Regions from separate parts of the Homo sapiens genome. Here region 1 is linked to region 2. Evidence: read pairs that join two places in POLR2A ChIA-PET (ENCODE). Cell type or tissue: K562. All regions are shown on one strand. Links, peaks and the distances in the headings refer to the core of each region. The heading gives the core; the rest is flanking DNA. Region 1 has its middle 9.4 kb from the start of GMFB. Region 2 overlaps SAMD4A (sterile alpha motif domain containing 4A).

Evidence for each region. ChIA-PET counts read pairs that join two places held together with the same protein. Peaks named below come from ENCODE experiments on the same cell type or tissue, not always from the same donor. Only the 100,000 strongest peaks of a DNase experiment are listed, where the experiment ranks them.
Region 1: POLR2A ChIA-PET joins it to region 2 with 5 read pairs; 4 of 35 experiments call an interaction of 5 or more read pairs at or near these places.

The regions. Positions count from the first base shown.
Region 1 is chr14:54,490,663-54,506,084 of GRCh38, forward strand. No RefSeq gene overlaps it. Among named protein-coding and RNA genes, the nearest start is that of GMFB, 9.4 kb to the left of the region's middle. In K562, for the core only: no CTCF peak of the experiment used is centred there; a DNase peak (open chromatin) is centred at 6,749.
Region 2 is chr14:54,707,214-54,722,635 of GRCh38, forward strand. All of the region lies in intron 3 of SAMD4A (sterile alpha motif domain containing 4A), which reads left to right. Among named protein-coding and RNA genes, the nearest start is that of SAMD4A-AS1, 27 kb to the left of the region's middle. RefSeq lists a silencer at 2,375-2,424. In K562, for the core only: a CTCF peak has its summit at 8,252; a DNase peak (open chromatin) is centred at 8,203.

The sequences.
Region 1 (15,422 bases), core at 2,614-10,613, 220 kb before region 2:
GGGGCATGGAAATCTCTCACCGACTGTTCTACAGACTTGAAGGGACTTGGAATAGTTGAAGCCTGGAAGACATAAACTTTAACAACTGTACCCCTATTGAATATAACAAATAATTATTTTAAAAGCCAAATAGCACCCAGTGATAACTAATAAAATGCTTAAGCTCAGTTTAATAATGATTGTAGGAAGAGATTAGATGCCATTTGGAATCTAAGTGAATAGTCTCCTGTTGTCTGAAATATAAGGCAACAGACTTTTAATAAGAGGCATTTCTATGGAAACAGAAGAAAAACAAACGTTAATGGTTGGTATAATCTATCCAGATGTTAGACTCAAAGCATCTTTAGTTACAGAGGAGGAAGGCAGTGGCAATGTGACATGTTCTTCTTGCTTGTATCACAAGAAATAAGCTTCAGCTTGCAGGGCCTCAGAAAAAAAGGTAGTAGGAATTCTATTGAGTATAAGTCAGAAAAATGGGAGAAAAATTTGAAAACATTATTTTGGAGACTTGTAGCCCAGAAAGGTTTTAAGATCAAATCCAAATTGTAGAAAATAATATTTTATTTTTATTTATTTTTTGAGACAGAGTCTCACTCTGTCGCCCAGACTGGAGTGCAGTGGCTTGATCTCAGTTCACTGCAGCCTCCACTTCCCATGTTCAAGCGACTCTCATGCCTCAGCCTCCCAAGTAGCTGGGACTACAGGTGTATGCCACCATACCTGTCTAATTTTTTTTGTATTTTTAGTAGAGAAGGGGTTTCACCATGTTGGCCAGGTTGATCTTGAACTCCTGACCTTAGTGATCTGCCCACCTCAGCCTCCCAAAGTGCTGGGATTAGACGCATGAGCCACCACACCCAGCAGAAAATAATATTTTAAAAATACTCAAACACAACAGACAAGACTAGAGTCTACCAGCAGGTGTATTATAATATTTCTCTCTCCAGTCTCTCATTTTTATCAGAGACGAATCAAGGTAGGACCAATTTGTAAAATAAGTTTTAGTTTTATTATACTTGGCCTTATTATGTGTATAAAGTGCAGCAAGAATAATTATCTTTTAAATTGGCTTTGTTGGAACTTTTTCCATAAGGAATCTCAGATGAGACTTTTTAAAGCCTTGAGCAGGCTGGGCTGCAAATACCTGTATAAACTGGGTGAATTCCTCTCCTCTGGACATCCCAGGATAACTTGGAGCTTCTGGGCCTGTTAGAAAGTGACATTCTTGGATGAGTGCAGTGGCTCACACTTGTAATCCCAGCACTTTGGGAGGCCAAGGCGGGCAGATCACTTGAGCCCAGGAATTCGAGACCAGCATGGGCAACATGGTGAAACCCTGTCTCTACAAAAATTACAAAAAAATAGTGGGGCATGGTGGTGTGCACCTGTGGTCCCAGATACTCAGGAGGCTGAAGTGGGAGAATTGCATAAGCCTGGGAGGTGGAGGTTGCAGTGACTGGGTGACAGAGTAAGACCCTGTCTCAAAATAAATAAATATAATAAAAAATAAAAAGAAAGTGACATTCTGTACATACCACAGATTGGGAACTCTGTATAGGGACTGCATAGACTATGAGGCCAGTTTTCCTAAAGGACTCTTATGGGCTCTATAAGTCAACTTTGATTCCCTAGTCTATTTATATTTGAAAGCATGTCATTTCAGTGAAAGCCTTGGTAAAATAACCAGTGTTTCCAATTGTGTTCTGTTATCAAAGAAACAGATTCTTATTGCAATTATGCAAATAATTATGCAAATAACTGTATTGCCATAAGTTAAGAATACTCAGGAATAGTTTCCAAATTCTGGAGAAGTCAGATAGAAAGAAATATGCTCGGGCGTGGTGGCAGGCACCCATAGTCCCAGCTACTGGGGAGGCTGAGGCAGGAGAATGGTGTGAACCTGGGAGGTGGGGCTTGCAGTGAGCAGAGATTGTGCCACTGCACTCCAGCCTGGGTGACAGAGCGATACTCCATCTCAAAAAAAAAAAAAAAAAAAGAAATATGCTTCAATTTTTGTTCACAGGATTATACCTTACTCAATTGTTAAAAGCCGTAAAAAGCTCAAAAGAAAAAAAAAGTTTTCTTGACTCCAAAAATCAAAAGGATCAGCAACAGTTCAAGCAAAAAGTCATAAAATGATTGTTTTAATCTTTTATTAGTTCAGTCCACGTAATTAACTTCTGCTCTTGATATTTGACACCTTAGCTCTCCAAGAGAGCCCTGGAAGTTTTTCCCTCTATTCTAATGACCCACTCTCCAAAGTGATCAGAGAACTATATTTAAGAGTATCCAGTCTTATAGCTGATTATAAACTGCCTTTTGAAAAGGATCAAAACAAAATAACAGACCAAGTGAGGTGGCTCAAGCCTGTAGTTCCAGCACTTTGGGAGGCCAAGACCAGAAGAAAGAATTCGACTGAGGGGCAGAGACAGAAGTAGAAACCGAGGCAAGTTTCAGAGCAGGAGTGAAATTTTATTAAAAAGCTTTAGAACAGTGAGGAAAGAAAAGAAAAGAAGGTAGGTACAACTTGGAAGAAGGCCAAGCAGTGTTCAACCTTGATCCTAGGGCCTTTACAGGCTGGCTCCTTTCCCACGATTCTTCCCTTAGGGTGGGCTGCCTACACCCACAGTGTCCCCCTTACCCCTGGGAAGTGCGCACACACGGTTTGCTTAGGATGTTGTGTACATGCCCATCTGAGGCTTTCTTCCCTTTTCCGGGGGAGTCCCCCCTCCTCCCAAAGTAATACTCTTAACATTTTGTCTCTTTTTTTTTTTTTTTTTTTGAGATGGAGTCTGGCTCTGTCGCCAGGCAGAAGTGCAGTGGCGCCATCTCAGGTCACTGCAACCTCCGACTGCCTGGTTCAAATGATTCTTCTGCCTCAGCCTCCCGAGTAGCTGGGATTACAGGCGTGAGCTACCGTGCCTGGCCGCCATTCTGTCTCTTAATGGGCGTGCCTAGGAAGTTGTTTCTCCCTGGCACCCGCATTCGGTTAACACTTTAGTGGAACAGGTGGGGACCATTAGGAAATAGTCTCTCCCTGGCATCAGCTCCCAATTTATCACTTTTAAGAGGCAATGTGATAATTGTCAAACCATCACTCCAAGTTCCTAGTGGGTGGGGGAGAGCCCTCTCCTGCCCCACCCATGCCTGTCTAACTACCTGTAGCGAGAGGAGTTCATGACTTTAAACATCTAGTAAAGACAGTATCATGACTTTAAAGCATCTAGTAAAGACAGTATCTGACCTGCCTAATTTAGATCAAATACCTAAATTTTGAAGATGTTTTATTAATAATTTGTAAAACTGTACCAAAGATTACTAAAATAATGTGGACTAAAATCCATTAAAGCTTTTTTTTGACCAAATATTTTATTTAAGCACTGAATTTTCTTCAAGCCAATTGATGAGAGCTCTTTTATATAAACATTACACACACTGCATATAAGCACAGACACAGACAGGCAGAAGCAGGTCTGGTAGGGTTATACATTTTTCATTTGCCAGGTAAGTTTTTCTTTCCCATTTTAGACTATCAGTGTCTTGATTACCTGTTTTCTGCCTTAAACAGTTGTCAGCTAGGCAACTCTAAATTTGCATTTTTCAAAAGACAACTCAGGTAAACAAGATACAGAATTCACATTTTACTCAAACCAAGAAAAAATGGCCTGACTAAAAGTTAAGATGGCCAGGAAAAGCAGACATTCTTACACATCAAGATTTCCTTAAAGATGTAAATTTTTAAAGTTGGATTACTGGATTTAGAGTGGAGCCTTTTAAGGAACAGGGCCCAGAAAGCATGCAGTTTCTAAGACCTAATAGGTCTTAGACCTATTAGGGCACAGATGAAAGGCAGAACAGAACCCCAGAAGCCAAGGAGCTCATTTTTATACCAAATTTTAGGTTCTCAAAAAGAAGAAACCACTACAGGATGCGACAGTGTAATGCTTTCACAATGTATTTCATTGTTTTTTGTTTTGTTTTGTTTTGTTTTGTTTGTTTGTTTGTTTTGAGACAAAATCTCCCTCTGTTGCCCAGGCTGGAGTGCAGCGGCGCAGTCTTGGCTCACTGCAACCTCCACCTCCCAGGTTCAAGTGGTTCTCCTGCCTCAGCCTCCCTAGTAACTGGGATTACAGGCTCATGCCACCATGCTCGGCTAATTTTTTTGTATTTTTAGTAGAGGCGGGGTTTCACCATGTTGGCTAGGCTGGTCAACTCCTGACCTCAAGTGATCCGCCCACCTCGGCCTCCCAAAGTGTTGGGATTACAGGCCTGAGCCACCGTGCCCGGCCCACAGTGTATTTCATTGTAAGGACATTTTCTGAAGCTGCTGGATAACCAAATGCCTATCAGCGAGCTCTGTAATCAGCCCATCTCACATTTCATACTTTCCAGGTGCACAAGAGCCTGTTTTTCTCATCTAAATGTGCAAAGAAAGGAGTATTACCTTGTAATAATAACTGTTCACTGTAAGCAACTGTCATTAGCCATCCCTAAAAGTGTATTTCCTACCTAGCTATTACATACAAAAGCTAAAAGTTTTCTCACAAAGCAAAATAATTTTTGATGTCCCCAAAAGTAAAACAGGTCAGGTAACACAATGCAAAACAGAGCAAAGCCTTCGATTTTAAAAGGAAACTGTCTGCTTACAATTCTTGGGGTTCCACGAGGACAACAAAATTTTCTCCCAAAACAGGGTCGGTGGCACCTCCCATGTTTCTCCCAAGAAGTCCCAGGCTGTCAGAAATTACCTTAGGTCATCTCTTGTGGACGTACAGGGTGGCAAGAAGACAGAAGTAAATGGAGAAATGATTCAGTCAACTGAGAAGGAAAAAAACACTTTTTTTCCCCCAAAAAACAAGACCTAAGAAGAGAAAAAAGCCTAAAAGCCTTATAAAATTAGTTGACTTTTAACCATAGAACTCTTAAAAACAAAACAAAACAAAAAACTTGGCTAGATGTGGTGGCTGATGCCTGTAATCCCAGCACTTTGGGAAGCCCAGGCGGGCAGATCACTTGAGCCCAGGAGTTGGAGACCAGCCTGGCCAACATGGTAACACCCTGTCTCTACTAAAAATACAAAAATTAGCTGGACATGGTGGCATGCACCTTTAGTCCCAGCTACTTAGGAAAATGAGGCAGAAGAATCACTTGAACCTTGGAGGCTTAGGTTGCAGTGAGCCGAGATCATGCCATTGCACTCCGGCCTGGGTGACAGAGTGAGACTCTGTCTCAAAAAAAAAAAAAAAAAAAGCCAGAGGTGTCAGCTGTTTGTCCCAGATAACAAAAGATTTTAAAATATAAGTATACTTTTTGAGAAGGAGTCTCTCACTCTGTTGCCCAGGCTGGAGTGCAGTGGCGTGATCTTGGTTCACTGCAATCTCTGCCTCCTGGGCTCAAGCGATTCTCCTGCCTCAGTTTCTGAGTAGCTGGGATTATAGGTGCACGTCACCACGCCCAGCTAAGTTTTTGTATTTTTGTAGAGATGGGGTTTCGCCATGTTGGTCAGGCTGGTCTGGAACTCCTGGCCTCAAGTGATCCACCCACCTCGGCCTCCCAAAGTGCTGGGATTACAGGCATGAGCCACCATGCCCGGTCACCTCTGTCTTTTAAACCTTTCATATATATGTATATGTCCCCCACCCCCTACTCCCCCTTCTCCAGTCCCTGCAAAGGTATTTTCCCTAGTGAAACCAATAAGCCTTAACTAAAGCTATGACTTAACCACGAGTGTATGAGGTGTCTTCAAAGAGATGTCAAGTGGTTTTTACATGATTTAGAATCTCCCCAAAGGTAGCTTAGAGAAAGGAAAATTCAAGACAGAAAGTCAGAAGTTGTTTATGGAGGGGAAAAGAATCAATAAATAGCAAAGATCACACAAATAACAAACCAGAAAAGATTAATTCCCTGGGAATATGAACCCAGGCAGCCCCTAGTGAAGGGGGAAAGCCCTAGCTACTGAGCTAACGCATGGGGTTGTTACCATGCTCTTCTCTGAAGGAGACTAGAGCAGTCATTTTCAAGCCTACACAGGATTTTAACTGCTTGACACAATTTTTTTTTTTTTTTTTTTTTTTTTTTTTGGGAGAGAGTCTTGCTCTGTCCCCCAGGCTAGAGTCCAGTGGTGCGATCTTGGCTCACTGCAAGCTCCGCCTCCTGGGTTCACGCCATTTTCGCCTCAGCCTCAGCCTCCCAAGTAGTTGGGACTACAGGCGCCCGCCACCACGCCCAGCTAATATTTTTGTATTTTTTAGTAGAGACGGGGTTTCACCGTGTTAGTCAGGATGGTCTCAATCTCCTGACCTCATGATCCGTCCCCCTCGGCCTTCCAAAGTGCTAGGATTACAGGCACAAGCCACCACGCCTGGCCACTGCTTGACATGATTTTTAAGGCTAATCATGACATTATTATACATTCTTCTTTTAATTTAAATCTTTTTGAAAAATTGTTAAGAATACGCGATCTCTAAAGTTCTTTTTCTCTTAATGGTGTACTCAGTTCTGATAGACACTCAATTCAAAAGCCTTTTAGAGCCCAGATGGTAATCTTTCAGGTTTTGTTTTTTTTTTTTTTTTAACTATATAAGCTAAAGGTATTTCTAGAGAGATGGTAAAGGAGGCATCTTCATGGTCCCCAAGAATTAACTCTCAGAAATGAGCTTAAAATAGCAAAAGATGACAAAAGCCCCATAGGGATGGGACATCTTAAGACAAAACTCACCCCAGGCCTTGACACCTTCGGACCAAGAGTGTGCTGACTCATCTCAACCTCCTGGTCCTTTCAGACTGGCCTCCTGATATGAACCTGATAATTCCTGCCCTCTGGATGGAAGAGACCACGAGAGAGTATCCCCATATGGTAACAAGGTCATGCTCCTAAGGACATAAAACAAGATGAGAGGGAAACCTCATCCACTTTTTGTTCAGGGATCCACAGCAAAGTTTGTAACTAACCAGTTTGCCAGGCTGCTGAAAGCAGCAGGCTTTTATAAGTCCTAAGCCTGCGTTCTATCCTGTGGTATGCTTCTCCTTGATAGAATTACATAGAAAGACAAATTCACAGCTCAAAGTACACCAGATTCACTACAATCTAAAACTTGTCACACAAATCCCTGTTCCCATTAATTAAAACCTTGCAGAGGAGACAAACAATGATTTTCACTATTCACTTAACTGGTTTGCACAGAGAGAGGGAGGCCAGAAGCCTGGCTAGTAAGTAATCCTTACCCTTTTACAGGCATGCCAGAGGTTTGGGTTATCTTTCTCTGAATGGCTCAGGTGACCCTGCTCTCTGTGCCATACCTGTGGGGGCCAAGATGCCTACAAAAGAAAATCATCTTTTCTGTTTTATGGAACCATAGGCGAAAGCCTCTCAAATTTAAATTTATGAAGTTAAGTTTACTTATCTCTATAGTTGCAGGTTAACCATTTGAACTCTGAACTTTTCCTGTTATGCAGAGAACCAATACTGGCAGTCGCACCCAGGCATCCCTGGTGCCTTCCTGAAGACTAGATGGGCGTCCCCAGCACTGTGTCTCAGGCAGTCTCCCCAAACCGACAGGACTATACATTTGTACAGACAGAAACTCTAAAAGATTACAGGCCTAGGGAAGTGACATAATGAGGGGTTTCAAATAGTTACAGGATCAAAGTTCAGGGTGCCAGAGAGGGAGAGAGGAAAAGAGAGAGAGAGAATTTTTTTCTTGGGATTTGAGCCAACAACAACTTAGGCCAGGGAGGGATGTGACCTGTCCCAATGCCGGCTGAGTTAATCAGACCTGGATAGTCAACTGTTTTCATCCTTCCTGCATGGGTGGCTATTCAGGTGACCCAGACCAGTAAACTAGGGAGGCTGTTTCAACCCGTCCCTCATAGATGTCTATTCAAGCAACCCAAACCAGTAAGGATTAGGAGAGGAGAGGCAAAGCGCCCTGAGTGACAGAAAAGATAGGAAGAGGAAAGGAGACAGAGGGAGGAAAGGGAAGGGAGAAAGGCATCGTCTGTGTGGGGAAGGTGAGGAGTTCCAGGAGGCTGGAGAAAGACTCACCCATTGCGGTGACACTGAATCAAAACTTCAGGCAGCTGCTTGTCAGCCATAAAGGGATCTTTTCCAGCAGTCCCGTCACCTCACAAGTCACCCTCTCAGATAGAGAAAGGCTCTCCACGTCCTGTGATCTTGGATGAGTCCCCAAAGAATATGTTACTGACCACGAGTTTTGGGGCTCTCAATGCAGTAGGAATTGACATGAGGCCAAAATAGTTTCCCCAGACAAGGCTTCATTGGAGTTTATGTCCAGGCATAATGGAGGCAGCACGAGACAGACAGAGAATTCCCTGACTCAACCTCTGAAAAGAGCTGGTGGGGCTTTTTTATTAGGCAATATTAAATACATTTATATAGCCTATCTCCAATTAATTTGCCTTTTGTCAGTTGATTTTTCAGCAAAACTTCAGAGGGCAAAGGGGAAGTTTCCTCTTGGCTCAAACACCCTTTTCCTTCTGTTTTTGTTTTTTTTTTAATGTTTTCCAGGCCAGGCACGGTGGCTCACACCTGTAATCCCAGCACTTTGGGAGGCCGAGGCAGGCGGATCACGAGGTCAGGAGATCAAGACCATCCTGGCTAACACGGTGAAACCCCATCTCTACTAAAAATACAAAAAATTAGCCAGGCGCAGTGGCAGGTGCCTGTAGTCTCCGCTACTGTGGAGACTAAGGCAGGAAAATGGCATGAACCCGGGAGGCGGAGCTTGCAGTGAGCCGAGATTGCGCCACTGCACTCCAGCCTGGGGGACAGAGCAAGACTCCGTCTCAAAAAAAAAACAGAAGTTTTCCAAACAGTATAAGCTATAAAATGGCTGGTCTCATACAGACCCAAAACAGGCTGCAGAGACTGATGTATTCACAATGAGGCCAAATTGATGAAAATGTGATTTAGTATATGAGAGGAGTGAAATGAATATAGACTATTTGCACTCAGTCTATAGAATATATTTAATCAGAAAAACATATTTTTATTTACAATGAGGTTTGGGAATGCCATTCTGGCTTGGGTTATTGTAGGGTAAGGAGCAAGTTCCAGAATGTTTTCCAGCACTTTTCTGCCATGGAAATAGCCCTAGCTCACCTCTGTAACAAACACAAGAATCCATCAGTATTAAGCCATGTCGAGTTCACCAAAATGTGCTTTATCTCACGAAAAGATTTGACGTAAGACAAGATCAGGGTAGAAAGAAAAGGAGTATTCTAATTAAAAACTGGGGAAAGATCAGAATTAGATTAATCATTTCCGGCTTGAACTTTTCTAAGTTCTTCATTCTCTGAATTAGCAGCCTTGCTGGTATGTTTGTATTGTCAACCTAAAATAATGTAAAAGATCAGGATCCAGTTAAGAGTTTATTCGAGTGCAAGGTATGAGGGTAACAGACTGTCCATGGGCACACAGACACCGAAGAATGGTGAGTAGTTCTCCTATGTGGGGAAAGTGAAGATTGTTTGCCTAGGCAAAAATTGACATGCTGAACAGAATTATAACATGTTCCATAAAAAGGGTAACATACAGACATAAGATTTGATTGGCTACTACTGATTACTCTCTAAAGGGGTTCCTTCACATTCTATTGGAAAGAGGTAAAAATCACAAAGGTGTCTATCTCCAACGTCATTTAGTCTAGGTTTGAATGAAGAATAGGGATTCTGGTCAATGTATAACAACTCAACACAAAGGTCAGGAAGCAACAGTCACGCACTAAAGAAGAAAAACAGCTGTGTTATGTGACTCAGTTTCCAGGGCTGAGCTTTTCTTTTTGGCATAATAAATTTGGAAAGTCCTGAAATTTTATTTTCTTTTCACAATTTTCTTTACATATTCCCACACATTCATTAGTTCAACAAATAGTTTTTTTGTTTTGTTTTGTTTTGCTTTGTTTTGTTTTTGTTTTGTTTTGAGACAAGGTCTGGCTTTGTTGCCCAGGCTGGAGTGCAGTGGCGTGATCTCAGCTCACTGCAACCTTCGCCTCCTAGACTCAAGTGATCCTCCCACCTCAGCCTCCTGAGTAGCTGAGATTATAGGCATATGCCACCACTCCCAGCTAATTTTTTTGTATTTTTAGTAGAGACAGGGTTTCACCATGTTGCTCAGGCTGGTCTCGAACTTGTGAGCCCAAGTGATCCACCTGCCTTGGCCTCCCAAAGTGCTGGGATTGCAGGCATGAGCCACCGTGCCCAGCCAACAAATAGTTTTTGAGGGCCTATTATGTATCCTTCCTGGATGCTAAGGTCCAAAGCCCTTTTCTCCTGGAAGTAACATTCTAGTGGAAATGAGGAAGTGACAGACAAGAGCGTAGTAAGCAATATTGTATGTTAGAAGGTGATTAGTGCTATGGGAGAAAAAATAGGAAAAGGGAGGTTGGGAGTGCAAAGAAGGAGGGATTTGCTATTTTAAATAGGATAGTTGTAGTCCTCACCAGGAAGGTCATGTCTGAGCAAATATTTGAAACTGAGAATAAAAAAGGGGGGACTGGGTGCGATGGCTCATGCCTGTAATCCCAGCACTTAGGGAGGCCAAGGCAGCAGGATCCCTTGAGTCCAGGTGTTTGAGATCAGCCTGGGCAACATTGTTAGACTCTGTCTCTACAAAAAAAACGAACAAAATTATCTCAGCATGGTGGTGTGTGGCTGTAGTTCCAGCTACTCAGAAGGCTGAGGTGGGAGGACTGCTTGACCCCAGGAGGTCGAGGCTGCTTGCAGTAAGCCAAGACTGTGCCACTGCACTCCAGCCTGAGTGACAGAGAAAGACCATGTCTCGAAAAAAAAAAAAAAAAAAAAGAGAGAGAGAGAGATTTTGAAACTGTGGGAATTAGCCATGTGGATATCTGGAGGAACATCCTATGCAGAGGGAACTGCACTGCCAAGGCCATAAGACAGAAGCGTGTATGTTGTTTTAGGGAACAAGAAGATAGTCAAATGACTGGAGCAGAATGAGCTGGGGGTGAGTTGTAGGAGGACATGAGGTCATATTGGGATTGGAGGGCTGGATCACGTAGAGCCTCCTTAAGTGATCACAAGGACTTTGTCCACCCTAGGGTTATGGGGATGGCTGAACACACCCCACCTGACACTGGACAGGTGAGATCAACAGCAGTTTATTGGTCTTATATACTTCCAGCAAAGGGGAAGAGGACACAGCATGGCCCAAGGGTGCTGCACTTGGGAACGGAATGAACAATCAGGAGCTGTGGAACCAGGCTTTGTAGTGAGTGGGATACTCAAGAGGGTGGGATACTCCAAAGGAGTTCAGGGAATGCCACCCCCAAATATGATGCTTTGGTATGCAGATTACTTTGAACTGAGGACACGTGGGGAACAAGAGTTGCAGGCAGAGGCTTTCTCGAAGCATCCTCCAATCTGCCTGAAGATGAATCCTCCAAAAGGAATTCGATTGTCAAGAATCCCCTTTCTGGGAATCTTATTAACCATATCAACCAGGGAAGATGAACTTGGATTGCAGTGGAGGAGACTAGAGGTTGACCCATGCCCAGACAGACTATCACCTATGTTTTTGAAGGCTGCTTTAAGACAACTTTTTTTACCCAAGGGACTTTTTATCTGTATAACAAGACAACATTTATTCAGCAAAATTTCCTCTCCTCGCTTTTCCATAACTTATATCATTATCACCCCTCAGAAGCCCCGAGTCACTGTTCCTTTCTGTAGCTCAGGATGCTATATAAGCTTCAATCATCTGACTCTTCTTCGAGTCTCATATTTTGTGGGATTCTCATGCGTACATCCATTATTAATTATGGCTTTTCTCTTGTTAATCTGTTGCATGTCAATTTAATTTGAGGCCAGCCAAAGAACCTAGAAGGGTAAAGGGAAGCTATTTTTCCCTCCTCTACAGCTCTTTGGTTCCTGCAGTAGGAAGTGATGGGCTTGTTTAAATAATCCTGTGGGCTGGCAGGGAACTGAAACCCACTACTCAGGGATAAGCAGACACCGTGCCTGGTACTCCTGATAAGGAGGGCTGTTTGGCTAGGGGACTTTATCCATGGGAGCGGAGTGGAGAAAGGAACTTGAGGTTAAGCCTTTCCCAATTTCACCAGATGTCAAGACAGCACATAATATTAGATCCTAACTTCAGGGCTTGCACCACAGGAAGTCAAAACTTGTAGAATGACTAGAATGACACCCAAATTTTCTAGTTCTTTTTTTTCTCCTTTACTGTCTGACTCTGACCTAAGCAGGCTGAATCAAAGAAGCTGACTCAGAAAGCAAAGTAGAGACTTTGAAAACTGAGCTGCCCTTCTGTATCTTGATTGTGATTACAGTTACATGACCTCTATACATCTGTGAAAACTCATAGATCTGTACACTAAACATGGTGAACATTACTGTATATAAATAAAAAATTAAATTAAATTTTAAATAAGTTTTTTTCTTTCTTTTTTTCTTTTTTTTTTTTTTTTTTAGACGGAGTCTTGCTCTGTCACCCAGGCTGGAGTGCAGTGATGCGATCTCAGTTCACTGCAACCTCTACCTCCCGGGTTCAAATGATTCTCCTGCCTCAGCCTGCTGAGTAGCTGGGATCACAGGCACACACCACCATTCCCGGATAATTTTTGTATTTTTAGTAGAGACGGGGTTTCACCATATTGTCCTGGCTGGTCTCGAACTCCTGACCTCGTGATCTGCCCACCTCGGCCTCCCAAAGGGCTGTGATTACAGGCATGAGCCACTATGCCCGGCCTTAAATAAGTATTTTTTAAAAAGAAAAAGACTAGACTGTGGAGAGCAGAGACAGAAGAAGGACACTATTCAGGAGGCTACTGTGGTAACCCCGGAAAAGACATGGCCTGGACCAAGGTGGAAACAGTGATTTGGTGCGAAGTGCCCAGGGCCAATAGAATTTTCTGTACCAGGGTTTCTCAACCTCAGCAATATTGACATTGGATAATTGGATACATTTTTTGTTGTGAGTAGGCTGCACTGTGCATTGTAGGATGTTTAGCAGCATTCCTGGCCTCTACCCACTAGAGGCCAGTAGCAACTTCCTAGTTGTGACAAACAAAAATGTCTCCAGACATTGCCAAATGTTGAAGTGGTAGGGAGGAACACTCCGAGTTGAGAATCACTGTTCTAGATGAATGTCCTAAGCTTTGGGCCACAGACTAAATACCACATTAATCATCAGTGTCAGCTCAGTTGGAGCAGGCTTCAGGTAGCCTCCTACCACTTAGTATGTACAGACAACAGAAGCCCAGCATCTGAAACCATGAGAGTTTCAGGAACTTGGAAGTTCAATGGGCTATAAAGAGTTAAGCTGTTAGGTTCTGCCAAACTACTATAAGATTTTTCACAATTCCTGTTATCTATGATGTCATATCAAAATTGCACATTCAGTTCCATTTGCCAGTTTCTCATGTTTGAAACTCAAATTTAGGACCCTTATTATTTATATTCCTACCTATTTATATTTCCAAATTGAGATCTGACCTTCTGACCTTCCAGGAAAGAATGTGGACTATAGAAAGACAATATGAATGAAAGGGTTGGCAGCTCCAAGGCAAATAACATAAGGGAGATTATAACTTTCAAAAACATGTTAATATTTTTGCATTTCTTGGCCAGGCTCGGTGGCTCACACCTTTAATCCCAGCACTTTGGGAGGCCAAGGCGAATGGATCACCTGAGGTCAGGAGTTTGAGACCAGCCTGGCCAACATGGTGAAACTCCACCTCAACTAAAAATACAAAAATTAGCTGAACGTGGTAGCTTGCACCTGTAGTCCCAGCTACTTGGGAGGCTGAGGAAGGAGAATCGCTTGAACCTGGGAGGCGGAGGTTGTGGTGAGCCAAGATCATACCACTGCACTCCAGCCTGGGTGACAGAGTGAGACTCCGTCTCAAAATATATATATATATTTTTTGCATTTCTCTTATGGGACCTTCTCCTTGGTCAGTCAGAAGCATCTATCAGCATCAAAGGATAAATAGAACTGTGATGTCAGAAATTAAAAAGAAAAAGCTAGGCTGGGTGCGGTGGTTCGTGACTGTAATCCCAGCACTTTGGGAGACCGGGGCGGGCAGATCACAAGGTTAGGAGATCGAGACCAGCCTGGTCAATATGGTGAAACCCCGTCTCCACTAAAAATACAAAAATTATCTGGATGTGGTGGTGGGCACCTGTAATCCCAGCTACTTGGGAGGCTGAGGGAGGAGAATCACTTGAACCCAGGAGGCAGAGGTTGCAGTGAGCTGAGATCATGCCACTGCACTCCAGCCTGGGCGACAGAGCAAGACTCTGTCTCAAAAAAAAAAAAAAAAAAAAAAGCAGCTTTTGACTTCTAAAATAAGATGTTTGAATCTCAAGAAACACAGTCATCTTGAAAAAGCCTGACACTACCAAGAAATAAAGGCTTTATAAACTTTTAAAGTTCAGTTAACATTTCAAAATCAAGACCTTGGCAACAGTAAGAGTGGTATTTAATGTATGCCATACGGCAGGGAAAGTGAGGCTATGACATAAGGAAAGTACCTGCCAAGTAGGAGGGTAGGAAAGTCTTCTGCTTGTGATCTGCTGGAGTGTGGAGAGGAGAAAGGGCTAGAGCAGGTGCAGCATCATATCCACCCGTTCTGGCTTCCGCCTTGTTCCGTGAAAAGGCCATAAAAAGCTGAAGGAGCAGAGAAACCAAAGAAGGAGGCAGACAAATCCAGTTTGTTGGTTTTATGTGATTTATTAGGGAAACTTACAGACAGAAATGTTGTCTTGGGCAGCCGCAAGACAATTAGATCTTCGCACTACAACACCCCAGACCCAGGGCTTATATCTTGGGAAAAGAGCATATGTGCTCTGGAAGGAATGTGTAGGTGGCTATGGGTGTCAGAGGAGAGCCTATGATTTCTGTAACAACAAGGGTTGTTTTGGAGGAAACTTAAAATGAATAGATGTTCCTGTTAGAGAAACCCCTGCTTTTCAGGCCTCTGGTTTAATAATGCATGAACAGAGGGACTCCATCTTGAGTGAGTAACTAAGCACTCACAAGGCTTATAAGGTTAATACTTCTGGTCGAAAATAGTCACATCTCAAGCTGACCACCACTTATAAATGCAGAGTATTTATAACCATACAGAGCATCTCCCACCAAGCCTTCAGAATGCCCAGATGTCCTAAGAGTGCAGCCCACTTTGCTTAAAGATACCATTAACTAAGAGGCTTGGGTTGAAGGATTGATTAATGGTCACCTGTAACACCAATAGCCCCTACCTTTAGTGAGCACATCTGCATGTTCCAAGTTTAATATTGCTCCTTTTAGTTTCTTATAAGTATAGAGGCACTAAAAAAGAATGGAATGTTCCTTCTCCTGCTGAAGACTCCTACTTTGTAACAGAGTAGTTTCCAATAAACTTGCTTATTTCACTGTTCTCTCT
Region 2 (15,422 bases), core at 4,486-12,485:
CCACCTCAGCCTCTTGAGTATCTGGGACCACAGGCATGCACCACCACACCCAGATAATTTTTGTATTTTTTGTGGAGACAGGGTCTCCCTGTGTTGCCCAGGCTGGTCTCAAACTCCTGGGCTCAAATAATCCTCCTGCGTAAGCCTCCCAAAGTGCTGGGATTATAGATATGAGCCACCACACCCAGCCTGACATACATTATTGATTTACTCATTTTTTCATTCACCTAGAAAATGTTTATTGAGTGCCTACTGTTGTGTCTTCCCTGCTCAAGGCACTTGAGATGTATCAGTGGATAAGACAAAGCTGCCTTCCCTTGGGGCACTGGCAGTCTAGTGTGTACAAATTGTAGTATATAAATAAAGTATATGTGTGGTAGAAGATGATAGGTGATGTGGAAATAAGAACAAGGGTAGGATCAGGCCTATGTAATGAGGTGACTAGACCATGAAACAGGGTGGTCAGGGTAGACCCCTTTGAGAAAGTGGGGTGTGAGCAGAGAGTTGAAGGAGTGGAAGTTAGCCAAGTGGGCATCTGGAGCAAAGAGTATTCCAAGCAGAGATAAAGCTGGAGCAAAGATCCCAAGACAAAACAGTGCCTGACTTGCTAGGGGGAAAAACAGGAAGGCAGACTTGCTAGGGGAAAAAGCAAGAAGGCTGGTGTCTGAAAGGGATTGAACGAGGTAGACAGTGGTCGGAGAGGCTGGAGACAGAATGGGCATTGTAGGTCATTGCAAGGACTTGGACTTTTGCTGTCAATAAACCAGAAAGCTATTGGAGGATTTCCAACAGAAAAGTGACATGATCCAACTCACATTTTAAAAGGTTCTCTTTGGCTGCTGTCTTAAGAATAGATAGGGCAAGGACAGAAACAGGAAAACCAGTTAAGAGTCTGTTGCAGTAATCAGGCAAGAGAAGATGGCTCAAACCAGGATGGCTACAGTAGAAGGGTGAGAAGAAGTCAGGCTCTAGATATATTTTGAAAATAGAACCAACAGGATTTCCTGACAGAATAAATGAAGGGTTTGAAGGAGAGGATTGAAGGAGGACTCCAGTGCTTTTTGCCTAGGCAACTGGGTGTTGCTATCAGTTGAGACAGGGAAAGTCTTTATCAGGTAGAGTAGGATTTGGAGTAAGCTCGGGAGTTCAGTGTCATATACGATGAGTTTGGCATGTCTGTTGGAGATACTGAGTAGGTAGTGGGATATATGAGTGTGCAGTTTGGGAGAGAGAAGTGGTCTAAAATAGACATTTGGGAGTTAGCAGCACATGGGTGGTATTTAATGCTAGGACTAAATGAAATTGCCAGAGACTGGCAGAGAGAAAAGGCAGAGACTGTAGATAAAGAAGGCCAAGGCCCCCAGGCCTGGGCACCTCAACCTGAAAGCTGGAGAAAAGCAGGGGAAGTAGTAAAAGAAACTAAGGAGAAACCCTTGAGGTTGGAGAAAACTCAAGTGTGTGTGCCTTACAAAGCACATGAAGAAAATGTTTCCAGGAGAGAAGAGTGATCAACTGAGTAAAATGTTACAGATAGGTTAATGAGATGAAGACCAAGGATTGACCACTGGATTTATCAAAGAGGGATAACAGAGGTAAAACTGAGAGCACTTAGCACATGGTAGGTAATTAAGGGATGAAAAAAGTTAATGACTCCAAAGAGATTGGAGGTAAGAGGGAGACAAACTGGCCACATGCTAGATTTTGGATGTATGTTTATGTTGAGATGTTGGAGCACTGAGATGGAGAAAAGTGATGTTTAGAAGGCATTAAAAATAGGTGATAGAGGCCGGATGCAGTGGCTCACTGTAATCCCAGCACTTTGGGAGACCCAGGCAGGCAGATCGCATAAGCTCAGGAGTTCCAGACCAGCCTGGGCAACGTGGTGAAACCACATCTCTATAAAAAATACAAAAATTAGCCGGGTGTGGTGGTGTGTGTCTATAGTCCCATCTACTCAGGAAGCTGAGGAGGGAGGATCACTTGAGCCTGGGAGGTAGAGGTTGCAGTGACCCGAGATCACACCACTGCACTTCAGTCTGGGTGACAGAATAAGCCTCTGTCTCAAAAACAAACAAACAAACAAACAAAAAACAGAAGAAAAGAAAAAAATAGGTGCTATAGTTACACAGAGTTTTGAAGGACAGGATTAGAATAAGGATGAGTAGGAGCCAAAACCTAAGTCCTAATCTAATGAGAATCTACGTATTTTCATTCATCGAGAGGCAAGAGTATCTTTTATTGGTTGCAGAGGTTAAGTCAAGTGACATCTCAAGGACCTTTTCTACCATGAGATAAGGGAAGAGTGGGTTGGGATAGGTTGAAAAATCTGTTATGCAGCCTTTTGGATGACATCAGAGCACTTCAAAAGAAAGAGAAGAATGTATTTTTTTAGCACCTTGTTCTAGTAAGGCCACTCAAGGGTATGCTGACTAAGAACAAGAATGTGTGTGTTCTTCACCACGAGCCTGTAGGACCAGACAGGATCAAGGTATTGGCTGTGACAAACCTTACACAAGGCTTGGTCAACTTTGTTTCACCCATCAAGAGCAATTAATTCCAAATATAGGCAGATAGAACCCGGATTAGCATCTCTAGGTTTGCTTCCTGTCTAAGGTCTGTTATAGAAGAAAAGTAAACCATTCAGGCAAAGAATAAGTATTTCCTGGCTTTCTTAAGAGCCTACAGAATTCCCCTGTGTGGTTGTCAGTGCTACCTCAGTTGCCCCAAACTGCCTTTCTGACCCTTGTCTGTTCTTCCCTGGTGGACCTGGACCTGGAAGAAATCTCTGTGCTACAGCTACAAATGAAACTTGTTTTTATTCAAATAATTGCAACACTTGACTTTTCTTTGCATTATTGACATTTGGATTTGAAAGCATGCTGGCCTTTGTTAGCCCAACATGAGGTAAGAACTCAGAAACTTTGGATACCTAAATTATGCCAAAATGCTCCATTTAATCTGTCCACTTCTACAGATTCATGGCACATTGTGGAATCTTAGTATTTATTTTATTAATCTTGATTTTTTTCTGATGATAAAAATGATGTGTTTGGTACCATAGAAGATAAAAAGTAAATTAACAATGATAGCACACACCTACATAGTGTTTACTATATATTGGGTACTGTTTAAAACCCTTTACATAAATATTAACTCATTGAATCCTCATAACCTCATGATGGTGGGTATTATTGTTATCCCCATTTAACAGCTAAGGGAACTGGAGCACAGAAAGGTTAGGTAATGTGACCAACATCACAGACCTACTAAGTAGTTCAGCTGGGATGTGAACCTAGGCAGTGAGGCCCCTGGAAATCGATGTTATTACTTGCCTCTCCCTCCTAATCCTATCCTCAGAATTTGAATGAGTAGCTAGTAGACTCTTGCTTTTCTCTGACCCTGGATTTGGCCCCATACAGACCCTCCAGCTTCCGTGGTCTCCACAGCCCACAGGTATGAGACCCTGCCTGAATTGCCCCATCTCTGTGACTCTCTGAAGCAGGGAGCAGTCTTTGCACCGATCCACACAACTCGGTGTCAGCTCTTAGCATTTTGTGTCAGTTTTTGGTCGCCATGTTCACCTATCCTTCCCGACTGTGAGCTCCTTGGGGATAGGGGTTGTATCTTCTTTATCCGTATTTCCCAGCACCTGGGATAATGTGTGGCTCAAAAAGTCACAGAAATTTTGGAAATGTCAAATTCCTGGCACAGATTCAGCTGCAGTGGCAGAGCACCTTGTTGGACGATGGCCGTCTCTTGCTAAGCCCAGATGTGGCCTCTGAATCATCCTCAATATGCCCCTCTAGGCAACCACTATAATTCAATAAGAGATGGCATGTGAGCTGAAGCTTGTCTGCCCACCCTGCCATAAATGTTTGCTGAACAGTAGGGACTTAATAAATTCCTGAGCTCACTAGGCACATGTTCATGAAAATAATGAATTTCCAAAATAAACAAGAAAATGTCCCTAGGAATTCACTAAATATTTGGTGATAATATTGATCATTTAGCCTTCTGTCATAATCACCTTAGTGACATTTATTGTTACTCTTGCTCCTTTTTGACTTATTTGACCAAATCAGTTTCAATACTAACAGACTTTTAAAAACATACCTTGATTATAGAGATAGTTACATGAATTTATACATGTGATGAACTGCCATAGTTACAAATGTATACCCAAAAAAACTAGTGATCGTAAAAACAGCTGAGATCTGAATAAGGCCTGTAGTCTAGTTAGTTGTATTGCATTAATGTCAAGCTTCTGATTTTGATAATGCACTATTGATACGTAAGATGTCACCTTGGGGGAAGCTGGGTGATGGGTACATGAGACGTCTCTGGGTAGTATTTCTGCAATTTCTTGTAAATCTATAATTACGTCAAAATTAAAAGTTAAAAAACAAAAATTACTTGGGATATTCAGTGCCTGGATTTTGGAGGGGTTCGGGGGAGGACATTGGTTTGGTCCTTGTTCTTGGTCTTCCTGAGGGGTAGAGGAAGTCCTTGCATTTATGGAAAGGATGGCTGCTAGGCCTCATAGAGCCAACATCTGAAACTAAACAACTTCTGCAAGCAAAGTGGAGGACGAGTAGGAGTGAATCTCAGGGAAAGTGGCTCCCTTAGGAGCCCCTGATCTGCTACGGGAAAAAAACCTCCATTTCTCTCAGCCCCTAATGCGGCAAGAGTCAGCGATTTCAAAGGTACTTGTTTTGCTCATGAAGTCCTTCCTCTTCCTTTTGCCCTTCACCTTTTTTCACAAGGCCACAAACCGCTTCAAGTGCATTTCAGTCAGCCTGTGAGAACCATCAGAACACAGATATTCAAGAGAGGGAGAGACACCAGGCAGCTCAGCTCTAGATGGGTCTGGCAAGGAAAGAGGCCTTTGCAAATGGCCTCTTGGAACCTAAAAAGGAAGGGTGAAGCCTGGGGACCCTGATTCTATCTTGCAGGCTGCAGGTCATCCCCACCCAAAGCCTTTGGAGCCACTGTTGTAGTCTGGAGTTCCTTTGAAATCTTTCATGGAATTATTTTGCCTTTTACCAGCAGACTTTCTTTCTCGGTGGAAAATTTCTTCCTCCCAAAAATCTAGCCAACCTGGCATGTAACTGAAAAATTCCATTATTTCCTTAACCCCTCATTTGCTCTTCAAAGAGGTAACTAATGAAAGAGTTGGTTTGCTTTCTTTGAGAAGCATTTATAACAGCTGGCATGGTATATTTTTAGCTTTAGCTTCCTTCCCCTTTGGGGGAAACTTTTTTTAGTATGGCACTGGCCTTCCTAATACATACTACATTGTAAACATGACTCAGTGATATCTCAGAGGACTCGATGTTGCCACCGGCTGATCCTTCTCCTGTTTCCAAGAGTCCAGGGTTTTTACCGGACTGTGTTTTTCCTCATCATGCCTAGTGTCTGTTTTCCAAGGCTTGGGGAGGAATGATCAGAAAAATGCTGTAGTGGGCGAGAAGCCTGCTAGTTGATCATGTGTTGGAGATCCCTCTGCCTGGAAAAAGCCAGAGACCTCCATGGGCTGCATGCACCTTGGGTCATGAGGCTGTGCTCTCCATCCCCCATCCAGGAAGATTTTTTTAGACTTCAGTGACAGTGAGGGTTATTAAACACTAGATGAGCTACAGAGGAAGACAGTTGTGTTCTCATTCCCCACCAGACTTTAAAAATAGGATGGATTCTGGCTGGAATAAATGGCTTAAGTTGGACTAGCCTGGAAGAGGGGAGGAGGAAAGGGGAGATGAACAGGATGGCTTCTGTAAGACCCTTTTTGAGCCCTGTAGTCTTATGATTTCTGTTATTTCACAAGATTTAGAGTCATAGACTAACTATAGCTGTTCTACAAACAGACAGGAAAACTTTTAAATTTGCATTTACTGATTTTTTTTTCTTTTAAGATTTCCCGAGTAAACTCAGGCTACACTAAAGAAAGATGTCTCATGACTGTAGCTTACACATATCTTTGATATCTTTAATTTCAAAAAATTAAACCTTTGAATTTCACGGTCTTAGGTACCGAGGTGAGGGTAAATGTTAGTGCCATCAACTATTGTCAATCTAGGGTATATTTTCTAACTGTTAAACACTAAATCTCATTCCGGCCATCTCCCATCCCCACCCCAGCTCTCAACATTCTATTAGGTAAAATACATTCTCAGGAAATCTCAGGTATCAGTCAGTTAAGAGCAGGGTGTGGAGATGAGGAAGCCAGGTGAGCAGGGGGCTCCAAAATCTGGAAAATGCTATAAAGGATTTTTGTGGGTTGGAGGAAGGCTAAAACTCCCAACATACTCCAGGGTAGTCATTCCTTGCTAAAACTTTGGACCATTTCCACAGACAAATTCCATGGCTAGAGCTAGACAGTGAAGCCAATGGGAGCACAGGGTTTGCTTTAGAGATTTGTTTCACAGCCAGCCTTTCTGAGATGCATCCTTTTGGAAAAGCCCAGCAAAACCCATATGGAGCTAAAAGATTTATAATGGATTACTTTATGCTTTAGTCTTCTGCTTTGCACAGTAAGACATTGCTATATAAAGGGAATTAATTATAAGGCTGTGAATAGTGTTTGAGAGATTCAAGTTGGTACATAAACAATGAGGCAGTCTTGATTAAGAACAACTTTGAAGTCAGACAAGTTGGTTTTAAAGTCCAGTTTTTCCAATAACTAGAGGTATAGTTATGGACAAGTTACTTGACCTCTAAGCCTCCTTTCCTCATCTATAAAATGAGAATAAATTTCAGTAGAAGGCTTCTTCATTGACTTGATCCAGATAGGTAGTTGATGCATTCATTGTACTAGCTGTTTAAAGAAGGGAATCATAACAAATAAGACTTTAAATGTATAATTTTATCTTAAAACATAAATATCTATATCCATTTTCAGCCTTTCGTATAGCATGATAGCCTTTTCTCTAAGAAGAGGGTACCTGACAGGTTGCTCTATGTCTTTCCTGCATAAATCATACCCTTAATACGTTACTGTCTTTGATTTCTTTAAAATGGAGCAGGAATTTAAAGGCATTTGCAAAAACATCAGAGCATAGACTCTCTAGATTCTAGTTTTTCTTTTTACAATTTAGCTTATAGTTTTCTCACTCACACTGAATTCAACAGTAGATTTTTAAGCAAAAATAATGAATATTTCTAAAGCATTTAAGTTTTTTTGCAGTTAACTTTATAACTTGTGTGTCATTGTTTCTGTGATGTGTTTTAAAATTACATATTTACAGTAAGTACAACTGGCATAAACAGGCTTGGGAACAACCTGTTTGACCCTTGGTACACCTACAAGTCAGCTGGTGGGAGCAGAAGGGCACAAGTAAATTACAGTGCTAGGGGAGTCAGTAAGCCATGAGCATCAGTAAGTAGTTTAAAGGGAATGGAGAGTAGTGGTTGGTCCAGAAAGTTGGTTAAGTGAAGATGAGTTAAGAGAGCATTTAAGGGTGGTTGTGAGGATTAAATGAGAAATGTGTGTAAAGCACTTGCCAGTAGGATAGCCCTTATTGTTGTCGTTATTACTGCTGGTAATAGTAAGGGTGCTTCTTCCACAAGCCCAGCCTCTGCAGTAAACTATGATGGAATAGGATCTCTGGGGAAGCCCTATGACAAAGCTATCCCATTATGCTAAATTGAAATCAAGATACTTTGAATCAGTTCTACAAAGAGCCAGCCTTCCACAAATACCATTATTCCCTTAAGGATTGTTCTAGTGATATATATTACTAAATACTTTAAAGTGGACCAGATTTTAAAATAATAAAGAGTAAGGTAAAATTGTGTTGATGTTGCTTCTTTGGGATCCATTATGAATAGGAATAGTTTTTTAAATTAGTAATAATTATAAGAATATTATTCACACTTTTAAAAATTATCCTTAAGTAACAGAATAGGATTTAATAGGAACAAATGAGGCTCTGTACACACATTCAGGCCAGGGAAGTGTGACCAGTCCCAAGAGGGCAGAGTATTTGAAAGAAAAAAAAAATTGCCATAGTGAATTCACTTCCAACTCAGAGTGTGATCTTAAACTCACGGGGATTCTCACTTCTTTATGAAAGTTTGGGGTTGGATGACCCCTAAGGCTCCTTCTTAGCACTTTTATTCTTTGCTTCCAAAGTAGAATCTTCAACTCAGAGAGTGCTGCTGATGAGTCGATAGTACTCATTTTGGGCTGGGTGGGGGAGGAGAGTGAAATGTCTAGGAGAAGTGGGATGTGACAAAGCCAGGAAGAGAGCCTCCTGCTGTATTCAGCATTAACTACATACTACGTGAAAAATCTAATACGGTTTTGGTCCCCCTAATTTTAAAAAAGAATGTGAAAAAATCAGTAACTGCTACCTGGAGTGTGAAGGGAAGTCTGGTGGACAGGGTGGGGGAATTATTTATCATCCTGCTCTTTGAAGTAAGCACCATATTAATGTCATGTATTACCTATTAAAAATATATAAAATGAGAAATACATGAGGATATTAGTGAAGAAAGAGGGGAAAAAGAAGATAGCCTAAAATAAAAAGCAAAATGATTCAGCCTGGAATAATAATGCTAAATAAGGGGTGATCTGATAATTTAGAAACGTATTAGAGTTTATTAATAGGAAACACAGTATCATGAGTTCCTTAGTCTCTGCCATATAGAAAGAAAAGAAAATTGGCAAAAATAATACTGGTTTAAGGTCATGGTGATGATGAAACTTCAGGAGCATGCTACAGTTATAAATGTGGATTCTAAAGAAAAAAAAATCAGAGGATCACCAAGTTCTGTTGCTTGGCACCTGAATCACAGGCCACTTGAAAGCCATTCTTGCTTGATGATTGTGGTTTCATCAAGACAGATTCTTTTGGAAGAAAAGTGGACTATTCGAAGGCTCTTTGTTTTAAGAGATCTGATAAATATTTAGCATGTTACTGGTCTTATTCAAGTACCAATAAGTCAAATATTTTCACAGTGGAAGCAGGGACACTCAGCTTTTGCCCTGTCTCAAAAACTACCCATTTTCGGTTAAAAAACAAACAACTTTTGCTATACCCAAGTCAAAACAAAGTCAGACATGTATTCCTCAGCTCCAGGTTCTTGAGAGGCCTCGATCGATAGGTAGAGCACCCAACACTGTCCTACAGAGCCTAGAAATTAAACTTTCTCAGAAGACAAGGGCTGACGAGAGGGTACATAGTATTAAGAAATTGAATATACTCTCTGTATCTCTTGTTAGTACCCAGGTGAAACATAGGAGACAAAACACATATTACAGAGGTGTCTCATTTTACACAGTGGGTATATTTCCAAAAAGTTGTTGAAGCAACCTTTTTTTAAATCAAATTATTTTCCCATTGAGTAAAACTATGATTCAGGATATGAATTTTCTTAGTTGCTCGTTAGTCTTCATTTGCCGGAACTCTTAAATGGGGGTAAGGTCCTCAGTTCCTGAGGGTCTCTAACAAAGTGAATATAAAGTATTGAAAACAAATACTGAAAAGATTTCTGTAGATGATTTTTTTGGCAATGTGTCTAACAGTCTTCTCTGATTGTATGTTGGGATTATTTAAGTATTAAGTATTCATGTTTTTTTCTTCTTCTCTGATTGTATGTTTGGATTATTTAAGTGGCTTGTGTTGTTTTTAACAAGTCACATTTATATGAAGTTGCGGGGCAGGGCAGGTGGCAGCTACAATGCCCCTCTCAGTGGTGCTTCTAAATGCAGAGGATGTAGGCTTCCCAGATACATCAGGAGTTAGAGAACTTGCTGAGGAGAGACATTGACATGATGATTTGGCCAGAATATTGCCCTGGGTCTGCATCCAATGCATGTGTTGGGAGAATGCTCAAGACTGCAGCATGCTTGCAAAGTTGGGAGAATTTGGGTGTAGTCATGAGGCCTTAGGGAGCTACATTGTGAGAAAGGGTGTTGTTCACATATGTTCATCATTATTCAAGAAATTATTTTGGCAATGGCCCACACCTGTCATCCCAACATTTTGGGAGGCCGAGCGGGGAGGATTGCCTGAGTGCAGGAGTTCAAGACCAGCCTGGGCAACATAGCTAGACCCCTATCTCTACAAAAAAATAAAAAATTAGCCAGGTGTGATGGCTTACACCTGTGGTCCCAGCTCCTTGGGAGGCTGAGGCAGAAGGATCGCTTGAGCCCAGGAATTTGAGCTGCAGTGAGCTATGATTGCACCACTGCACTCCAGCCTGGACTACAGAGCAAGACCCTGTCTCAAAAAAAAAAAAAAAAGAAAGAAATTTTTTTCATGCCTATGATGTTGTTATTCATTCTGCTAGATTTAGCAGCATAATGTTAATACCCCAACACAATGTTACATCCAAGTATTAATCTAAAAGTCCATAATGACATCTCTGGGTAAAAATGACCACATTTATAGATTTGTTTACTTTTGGCAATGTAGCTCTAAATTCACCTGGAATCTCAAAATATTGTGGCTAAAGTTCAAAGTCTGAGAGTCCTTGATGCCCAAGAGTGTCTCTACTTTGGGTATGAGACTGACAACGTGATTGAGGCTAGGCAGTCCCTGAAAGTGGATCTGAACTACAGATCCTAAATTCAAGGTAAGCATCTTTGCAGACCTCGCTGTTGTTCAGGAATGAGTATTGTCAATACTCAGAAAAAGGAGATGTCTTGCAAGCAAATATGTTGCTTGAAGGTTTTTTTTTTTTTTTTTGCTCAATCTATGAGATTTGTGAAAGAGAATTTAAAGCTGTGTATGGTCACAGTTCTTTCCCAATTTTCTGTTGGTGATTCTCTCTTTTTCTTGCTAGAGACAGCTGCATAATTTTTATTTGCTTCTAGAGCTATTCTCTTGCTCCTCTTCCCCCAGCCACTCAATCTATATGCAATTCAGAGACCAGGCTAATTATGGGGTGCTAGAGAAGCAGTTGCCCAGAGAAAAGCTCTTTAAGCACTCAACTGGGATAGAGCTGGGGTCACACTCGTGACCATCTCTCCATTCACGTCTGCATGTCTGCGTGTGAGCTGCCTTCCACTCTTTTGCAGTTGCATAAACAAACTTTTTAGAAAGGTCAACACAAGGAATGAATGCTTTTTCTTAAAGAACAGAGCAAGGAAAGATTTCATGTTTACTTCTTGAGGCTTCACTACTGGAAGAATAGCCACAAAGTGGCCAAGAAAGAAAGGATATGTTCCTCTCCTTAACCAGGGCTTTGTGTTTTTGGCTGCCCCAGCAATGGCTTAGGAGCAAGAAGCTTTATACACTCAAGAGCTGTACTCTCAAAATAGTGTGACTCTTAGTAAAAGGCCTGCTGAAACTCTTTGACCCAGATTGCTTTTGCCTGCAGGCTAGTTTTTTTGGGTTTTTTGTTGTTGTTGTTGTTGTTGTTTTTTCTAACTCCACTACATCATATTGGGTAAATGGTTTACTTCCAGAGATGTTAACCCTGTGAGACCATTCTGCCACCCTAAATGACACAGACTGAGAGAAACGAAGCATGTCCTGGAGAGTTCCCTTAAGAATCCTGACTTTGGGCCAGGCACAGTAGCTTACGCCTGTAATCCCAGCACTTTGGGAGGCCAAGGCAGGCAGATCACCTGAGTTCAGGGGTTTGAGACCAGCCTGGCCAACATGGTGAAACCCCATCTGTACTAAAACTACAAAAATCAGCTGGGCGTGTGGCGGGCACCTGTAATCCCAGCTACTTGGAAGGCTGAAGCAGGAGAATCGCTTGAACCCAGGAGGCAGAGGTTGCAGTAAGCTGAGATCATACCATTGCACTCTAGCCTGGGTGACAGAGCGAAACTCCATCTCAAAAAAAAAAAAAGAAAAAAAAGAATCCTGACTTTGGGAAAGAAGGGTTCAAAGGAACGCCTTTCCCCATTCCCCTTCCTTCTTGTAGAACAGCCAGCTTAGACTCAGCCTTTTGGAATCCTCCAGACTGACAAGGATTTGAATGGGGCTTTGGCTGGGCTATCAGAACTCTAGAGGAAAGGCAACCTGCTTGACACCCAGATTTATCTTCAACTTAAAGAACCCCACTGCCAAGTCTACACAATTGTGTAGACCCCACTGCCAAGTCTAAAATGGGTCCATGACGGTCATGAGGGTCCCATTGGGAATCACAGCCCTAAGCCCGTGACAGAGTAGACTTGAAGGCTTCCTTTGGTGCTGGAGAAGTTTGCTTTTCTTCAAGTCCTATCATTCAAAGTTGAGTCTGACTTTCCCAAATTGTTCCAGCTCTGATCCACAACTCCCAAATCTAGCAATGGAGGCGGCCTGGTTTCTAGGATTGAAGGGAGAATTAGGACAAATGACCCCTTATTTCTCAACATTCCCTTCTTTGTGACACACTGTTTCATTCCAGAACATGTGTTCATGGCACAGATCTGGCAGGGTTGCTAGTATACTGAATGGCAGAATCAAAGTCCAGAACGGTCTTGGGCAATATCAAGCTGTGGTTCAGAGCACACATGGTGGCGTGAGACTGACCTGGGTTTGAGTCCCAGTTCCACTGATTACTACCTGTGTGACCTTGGAGAAATAGCTTAACCTCTCTTGGCCTTGATTTCATCAACTTAAAAAGGAGTACTAAGTGCCACCCATAAGCGGTTGTGAAAGTCCTCTCTGGGTTTACATACAGTCTTTTTCTTGAAGACATCCTTCTATTCTCCTACTCCCATCTGTGTTAGTTACCCTCAGTCTAGCTTTCCTAGTCTAAAATATTTGCTTCTGCAGCTCTAGAAAATTTTCTTGAATTTTCAAAATAATTTCCTCTCATTAATTTTCTTCCTCGCTCTTTAAAGAATTTCAGATTAGATAATAGCTCCTCTCTATTGATCTTCTAATCTCCTTAATGTTTCTTCTCCTATTTTGTTTTACTTTTAATCTTTCTGTTCTACTCACCAGGTGATTCATATAACTTGATCTTTCAAACATACTATGTAATTTTAGATCTCTGCTATCATATTTTCAAATTCCGAGAGTTCTTTTTTGTCTTTTTAAGGTTCCTTTTTGTATTGCATTCTGTTCTTGTTTCATAGCTGCCAAATCTTTTCTAATGTCTCTGAAGATATCACATTTGATTTTTGGAGTTCTCTTCTGCTCCCAATATTGCCTGTGTTTCTTGGAGTTTTTTCTCTTCTGTTTGTGTTGGACTCTGTCTCAAATAAGAAGCATTCCTCAGTTATCTGTTGATTCTTACTTTCCTTTTATTTAAGAGGAAGGGACCTAGAACCTTATGTGTGTAGATTTCACCACAGAGAGATCAGATAGGAACCTAACCTGGCTGTTTTTGTGGGACTCACATATATCACCATCTGCAATTCTTTTCTCATGGACTAGCCCATTACCATTAAAGAAACCCATTACCAGCCTCCTCCTGAGGGATATAAGCCTTACTGCGAGGGTCCTAGGGCCTGTTAGGAGTAAGGTGCTAAGATGACAGTTGCCTTGCTGAGCAGGGTAGAAGGGAGAATCTGAGGATCTCTCTGTACCTTAAACATAAATTCTAACAAACCTATTTTTTTTTCTGCACGTGAAACCCAATGCAAAAACAGGTTGTCTATGAATGGCTTAGCACCAGGTTCCCCAAACCACCAATTTCCAGCCCCTCCCTGCACCCCTGCCTTCAGAGGTACCTGCTCTCCAAGTCCTGAGCTTCATGGAAGTTCTACCACATAAATTGCCATGTTTTCCCTTGCTATGGGCACACACACCACCTTTCTCAGGTCTTCTGAGCCAGTTCCCTCATGTCCTTCTGTCTTCCAGCTTACAACAGTTTGTTGACTTCAAGTGGTCTGCTGATAACCTTTTCATTTCCTGTCATCTTCTCTCCTGCATTCTTTGTCCTCGTGAGTTTGTGCCTTTGCTGTCATTTTTGTGAGTTTTCAGAAGGAACAGAGATAACATTCGCATAAATTGGCAGTCTATTTTAATTGTCTACTTGTTTATTATCTATCTCCCCCACTAGAATATAAATTCTAAGAGGTCAGGAACCTGGTCTTGTTCACCATAGCATTCCATTGTCTAAAACTCTGGCTGGCATATTGTAGATGTTCAATAAATGCTTGTTGAATGAATAAATGAGTGAATGTGCACATCAATGAATGGCATGTATTTAGATCTCTTTGTGTAGTCCCTACGCCCCAATAAATAGTAACTATCTTATCCACAATTATTTCAATTTTGAGGGTTAGATAATGAAACCAAACTTTATGCTACTTAGAGCCATTGATTTTAAGTGGGGATAAATCTGTCTCTCTTAAATAGAAATCTTTAATGGGGAGTGTCTGAAATGCTTTTACCTCTCAAGAGCTTCCTCTTCAAGCTCTTACTTTTCTTGATAGTAATCTTCCCACCATAACTCTCATTATCAATAGGATGTTGCCTATTTCTAATAGTTAAAATGAGGGCTGCATTTGGAAGGTAAGGGGCTGCCTGAAGATCACGTTGCCACATGGAAGAAGACTAGAACTAGAGCTCAGTTCTTCTCATTGGCAATGGTACCTTTAGCCTGTCACTTTCCTTCTCTCGGTTTCCATTGTCTTATCCAGAAACTAGGCTGGAGAGAATGGAAAGATTAATTAAATGATCCCTGAAGTTTTTTTGAGGCTCTAAAATAAGAGATTCTGCTGTTCTGCTTAGTTCTAAAGTGCCAGCAAATAATAAATAACTATCTCTAGGGCCTAGGTCTTAGAAATAGTGACATCCTTGTGAAAATGCCCAGTCTTTTTAAATGACAAATTGGACACTGTATTATAGCATTTTGTAGATAAATGATGGCTTCTAGCAGTCTACATATAAATATCCCATTTGTAAACCTCTGCATAAATATATTTTCATAATAAAAATCACAGAAATAAATACAACCTAAACTGATTAAAAAGATTAAGTATTAATGGTGAAATAAGTCTTTCATGGCGACTTCAGCTTTGGCTGAAGAAGATGTTGCTTTTTCCAGTCCATAAACAATACTTCACATCAATGGTGGCAGTCCCTCTGACCAGTTAGGCAAAAATGAGAAGGTCCCATAATATGTCTCAGGTGGTGGACAGCTAATATGAGAAGGATAGGTATTCAGAGTGCCCAGACCTGGAAAATCCCAGCCCAGAGTGAAGATGTGACAGCTTTGGTTCTGGAACAACCCCACTGGCATACAGTTGTTTATTTGATGTCCTACTTCCTGCTGTGTTTATGCTGTTCAAGCTGTTGTACAAATCTATAGGCCTCAACATTTGGGTCCTGCAATGCATAGCTCTGGTGTTAAATGAGGAATTATCTACTTTAGATCACAGACTTTATTTTTTTACCCTTCTTTGTCAAAAAGATACTGATACGAAAACTAATGACCATTGATATGCTGTGACGGATGAAGACCAAAAACATTAGGGTTCTAAGTCTTAGCGTCAACATCAACTTTGTTAAGTGACCTTGGGCAATTGCCAG